Linked DNA regions of Mus musculus: region 1 is linked to region 2. Evidence: chromatin loops called from intact Hi-C (ENCODE). Cell type or tissue: left cerebral cortex. All regions are shown on one strand. Each heading gives the region's core, and the rest is flanking DNA. Links, peaks and the distances in the headings are about the cores only. Region 1 holds the start of Gabarapl1 (gamma-aminobutyric acid (GABA) A receptor-associated protein-like 1). Region 2 has its middle 24 kb from the start of Klrb1c.

Evidence for each region. Hi-C counts contacts between places; a loop is a spot of excess contacts. Peaks named below come from ENCODE experiments on the same cell type or tissue, not always from the same donor. Only the 100,000 strongest peaks of a DNase experiment are listed, where the experiment ranks them.
Region 1: it touches region 2 in a loop (5-fold over the local background); 5 of 42 quality-filtered maps call a loop at or near these places.

The regions. Positions count from the first base shown.
Region 1 is chr6:129,530,924-129,533,731 of GRCm38, reverse strand. It overlaps Gabarapl1 (gamma-aminobutyric acid (GABA) A receptor-associated protein-like 1), which reads right to left and starts at 540. Exons shown (of 4, transcript NM_020590.4): 1 at 196-540. The coding sequence starts at 285. 1700101I11Rik (RIKEN cDNA 1700101I11 gene) reads left to right here and starts at 448. Exons shown (of 2, transcript NR_045270.2): 1 at 448-494; 2 at 790-1,785. In left cerebral cortex, for the core only: a CTCF peak has its summit at 1,142; DNase peaks (open chromatin) are centred at 521 and 873; H3K4me3 peaks cover 1,076 bases; H3K27ac peaks cover 1,306 bases.
Region 2 is chr6:128,762,860-128,765,667 of GRCm38, reverse strand. No RefSeq gene overlaps it. Among named protein-coding and RNA genes, the nearest start is that of Klrb1c, 24 kb to the left of the region's middle. In left cerebral cortex, for the core only: a CTCF peak has its summit at 1,252; DNase peaks (open chromatin) are centred at 230, 1,308 and 2,217; H3K4me3 peaks cover 1,165 bases; H3K27ac peaks cover 962 bases.

The DNA.
Region 1 (2,808 bases), core at 69-2,568, 770 kb before region 2:
CGCTGCGCTTTCGAGATGCCAAAAGTGGCTACAGGCCCTGGGGATACAAGCTTGTCAAAGCCGGTCAAGAATACTTGATTCCGATGACCCTCCTGTGCCAGGGCCACCCGCCATCGCCAGGCTACCTCGGTAGCTCCAGGGCAACCAGCTCCCAAACTCCTCAAGCTTGCCTTCTCCCTCCCCGCCCCCACTCACCGGCACCCGGTCCGGGTATTTCTTCCTAATCTTTTCACCTTCCTTTTTCCGATACTCGAAGGGGTGGTCCTCCTTATACTGGAACTTCATGATGGACCTCAGGATGTAGGGGCTCCCCGGACGGGGCCTGCTGCGCGCGCTGATGACTGCGTCTCGCGTCTGGCCACCCCCAGTCAATGTCAGCCTTATCACAATCGCTCCACCCGCGTCAGCTCCCACGCGCCAGTCGCCGCACTACGTGGCTAAACGTCCAGAGAAGGACCTGGAGATCTCGCGGCCTGAAGGTAAAGGACCACCAGGTAAAGAAATAGGGTGGCTTTTCCCAAGAGCTGGAAACACAAAAACACCAGGGCGGTGCTGTGACATCACGACGCCCCACCCCCGCTCCGCCCCCGGCGCTAAGGACCTGCTGGATCCGGGTGGACAGAAGCTTTGTTTATTTGTGTATCTTCTTTTCACCCAAGCTTTTCCTAAACCACTCCATCGAAACGCAAAAATCATGTAGTCGGGTTTTTATTTTTGAGGATTGATATTAAAGGTAATTTGTTAATTCAAAGAATGCTCTAACAAATGTCGTCTTCCCTCCCCTTCAAGTTTCTTGTTTGATGCCCAAAACAAACACAGAGGAAGAAAATCCAGCTGTTTCCAGAGCAATGGAATCAGGAGTCTGGAGTTGGAAAAGTGCCAGGCGTCACGAGATTTGTAGCCCGGGCTGAAATGTCCTGTGCTTGCATTTTGACCTTTGCCTGGCACCCACGACTGGCCTGCCTTCTCTGCCCCAACTCCTCCTTCTGACTGGTGTCCTTATGTTTGGATCTGTGCTAGAATTGGTTCTGAGACAACATAAACAGAGCATGACTCATGGATTTGAAGAAGTGTAAGGGTGAAGAACATGAAGTCATCAAGGTTAGAAGAAGCGATGCCAGCGATGAACACCAGGCTTCACTCACGTTCAAGGAGAGATGAATCCATTCATTTTATAAGGTTCACCCAGAAGCATGGTTGTTGAGTTCTTGAAAATACAGAGGTCAAATCATTTAGGTGTCTATGTTTCCCCAACAATACTTTGCTCTGGGGTGGGTATCACCTGTAGGGTAGTTGTCCTGATGAAAAGGCCTTATTGGGCACCAAAAGCTCTGACTGGCATGCTGGTGGAAGACCCTCAATAGTATAGAGAGAGTCAGCCCAGGCCCCTCTGACATACCGGGTTTCCATCTTAAGACTCTTTGGATGCGGGGTCACCCTTCTGATTCTACTGGCAGTAACTCCAGACCTATATCTTGGGAACATCGGAGATAAAGTTCAAGGATGCTTTGTGCTGTGAAAATAAAATGACTACTAAGTGGTACCAGGCAAGCAGCCCTGTTGCCTGATTTTATGTACATGACTTAGTGATATGGTTATAAAATATGGGCAAAATAAAGTGAACTGAATTTAACTGGCAAAACAAGAACATGAAATACATAGCCCACTTCTTGGTTTTCTCCTGGTAATCTTTCTTACATATGAAGACAAATGAATTGGTATATAATATTGTTGTATTTATTTATTGTTGTTTTTATTTTCAAATTAAAAATAGTTTAATACCCAGCTACTCATTTTACCCTTGACCCAAATACAATTAAGTCTTTCAGAAGAAATTTTACAACCAGTTGAGACAGATCTGGGATGAAAATGGTAATAGTGTTGTTTTCTGAGTAACCTTCAGGTTTGTTTTTTTGTTGTTGTTGTTTTGTTTTTTTTTTTTATAGATGTACAGTCTCAGCTAGTTGAAGGGCAGTTCTTCAGTCCACTGAAAATGTATGCAGTACATGAAAATTTAAAGATGAAATGTTGGTTAATCAGCTCTTAGGATTTTTAAAATGCTAGTCGTTTACATTAGAATGCAAAATGTATTGGGAGCTGGAGAATGGTTCAGTGGTTAAGAACACTGACTGCTCTACTAGAGGACCAGGGTTTGATTTCCAACTCCCACATGACAGCTCAGGAGTATCTGTAACTCCAGTTTCAGGGGACCTAATACCCTCTCTGACCTCTACTACGTTACTGCATGTCCGTGGTGCACATACATACATATAGGCAGAACCCCCACACAAATAAAATAAAAATAAGTCATATTAAAATACAAAATGTATCTATTTTCACAATTTTACTATTGATTCTCAGAAGGTTCTTTAAAATGTTGTACACAGGTACATTTATAAACTAACAATCAGATAAAAAAAAAAACCTTTTAAGTTGCTTTCTTCAACCATACAAAGGGCAGTTTTAAAAGGACCACATTTTCTCATATAGCCACATCAAATGTTTCTTGTACTGTTGTAATTTTTAAGATTGGATCTCTTTGGTTTTTTTATGCATATCAGTAATGGAGAAGATTTCAGAGTAGTACAAGACAAGCAATATGCCCCTGCTCCAGGTGTCTTCTTCCTTCTGGGAAGTAAACTGCACTTTACCTCTGCCGTCATGTCAACCACCACAATGCATCTTAAAATTATCAGTACCTCCCCAATTAGGTAATTCTTCCTAGAGTTTATACCCAGTGTTCTATGCCTCTTAAAACACAGCTCATCATTTTCCCCAGTCATTAGGATTTGGAACTGAATATGAAGT
Region 2 (2,808 bases), core at 71-2,570:
CACTACTGTCCCGAGGCCTGAGCGAGGGGCTCCTCTAGGAGTCTTTCAGTATAAAACATCATGTCCAAGGCAATCTATAAAAGAAAGAGTTAATTTTGGCTTATATTTCCAAAAGATTAGAATCTATATTAGCAGGGCAGAGCCAGCAAGCAGGCATGATGGCTGGAACAGGATGCTAAGAGCTCAAATCTTGAAGCACAAGCAGGAAACAGAGAGAGACAACTGGAAGTAAGGCGGGACCTTACAGTCTCAAAGCCTGTCCCCAGTGACATGTGACATACTCTTCCAGCAAGGCCACACCTCCTAAATCCAGTGTTCAAATGCTCAAGACTGTGCAGGACATTTCTTATTTAAATCATTACAGTCACCAGTATACATCACCAACAATGAGCAATGTTAGGGGAAAGCTTAAATAATTCCACTAACAATACCAGGAAACAGACTGAATAATTTAGGAATAAACCAAATTATAAATGGGAATGTTTCACATAATGAGAGTCAGAAAACATTGCTGCATGAAGTTAAAGCAAACACTAATAAATGGCGTCTTGGGTTAATGAGTTGAATGAGGAATATTGTTGAGATGGTCAGACTAACAGTGATCTACAGGTTCAAAGCATTCCCTATCAAACACTAATAATGTCTTCTAGAACTGCATGGGAGTTGAATCGTTCAAAACACTTCAAATATGTACAAAGCTGTGGGCTTATTTGAAAACACACTAGTAACCTATAATAATGAAGTAAATATGAGATACTGACATAGAGGAAAAATAGGTCAAAGTGAAAAATAGAGAGCAATGAATATTAAATGTTCACGTAATGGTAACATGGTTTTCACAAGGTTACCAAAACCACACCATGGGGGGCAGGGTCCAGGGGGACGACAGCAACTACAGTCTATTGAGCGAATGATGGAAAAACTGAATGACAGATTTAGGTCTTACTGTTTACCATGTACAAAAATTAAATCTGAATGAGTTAAAGAGATAAACAAAACTCTAACATTCTAAAATTTCGATAGCAAAACATAGAGGAAAATACTAATGTCGTTGTATGTGGTGACTTCTTGGTTGTGACATCAAAGTACTGTCCAGAGACACGGGAATAGGCAAAAGAGGCTGCGTGAATCTTGAAGATGTTTTACAATGGTCTCAGTTGAGACTGAATACAGAGCTGCCTGAGGGTGAGGGAGTGCGCTTCCCGGGAAGACCGGCAGGGAGCGAGAAGCGCCTTCAGGGCTTTTGAGGCAATGAATCCTTGGAGAAAGGGGTGGTGGCCATGAGTTCGGGAGTGTTGGTGAGTCCTGTTTAATGCTAAGGTTTGGGTGGCGGGAAGGTAGGGCGTAGTACTGCAACTAAGGCTCCGGACTCCTCCTCCATGGGCGGGGCTAGTGACGTCATGATAGATCGTAGTTAAATATGTTTGAAAGAGCTAGAACAACCGCCGGTACTGGTGGCGCAGGCCGGTAGGATTTGCTGAAGGAGGCAGAGGCAGGAGGATCTGGAGTTCGAGGACAGCCTGGTCTACACATTTTTTTTTTCTCGCCAAGAAAAGACCAGCTACCGAATGAGATAAAGTACCCATGCCCACTAAAAATCCAACACCCACGAAACCTCATTGCACCCTCATCTCGCTAGGCAACCGGCACCTAGCTCGCACCAGCTTCTCCAGATACAAAAGCACACCTTAAACACGCCTACCCACGCCCTCACTCCGCACTACTCTCTTCCTCACAGGCTCCCTTTCCCTCACAATACCCCTGCTCAGCCACTACAACCCTTAAGTTACATTTCTCTACTTCTACACGCTCAACGGCTCTGCCTCTAGACATCAACTTCAGGGCTCATTGTCTGGCCTCACAGGGAACAGACACAGCACAGAGATCCGCATTCCCAGTCTCTGCTCCACGCCCTGCATGTGATACACAGATTTGTCCTCTCCTGTCTGCCCTATTCTTTTAGCATCGTGACCTCTTTTCCTCTTCACTGTGCCTGGTACACTTTCTGTCTCCACCAGCTGCCTTTGCTGGTGACCCATAGTCTTCCTCCATCCTCCTCCTCCTCCTCCTCCTCCTCCTCCTCCTCCTCCTCCTCTCTTTGATAACTGTCACTACTTCATGAACACCTCTCTGTGTCACCAGGACACAGGCGTTCTCATCCTCATTCATCTTTCAAAGGCTCCTGAGATGAGCTGCCCCTCACTATTCACGGCCCCTTGGTGATCTCTCACATGCCCAGACTCCTGTAGTAGGGCCAGGGTTCCCACGCACGGGGGCAAGCCTTCCTGTCATGGCGCCACTGTGCTTGTATGCTTACTGACCAAGGCTCCACAGGCCTCTAGGTTGACCTCCTGGGGGGAGTTTTGTGTTCTCTGCTAGTGATGGGACTCCTACTGTCCTTGCTAATGTCTGATGCTTGCAGTCGTCAGGACCCAAGCGTCCTCTGTGCTTGTGGAGCTAGAACATAGGGATGAGGCTGGCTCTGGACTCTCAATGTCTTCCTCACATGGCAACTGGGAGGCTGACACTAATTAACTCCTTCTTAAAGCTGAAGAATGTGGGGTCCTGAGCACACAGCAGTCGCTGTGTAATTCTTCCAGACAGCAAGCAACCACGACTGTTGTTTCTACCCTATGGTCGGTTGGGTCCTGTTGTCATCAACATGAGCATATGAGTACTTAGAACCCTGCATGCATGTCCCATGGGCCACAATGTTCCTGGAAACAGTTAGGATGTAGCCCTATACAAAATTGTAAACTTTCTTAAAACATGATGGTTTTGTGTGTATGTGTGTGTGTGTTGTTTGTT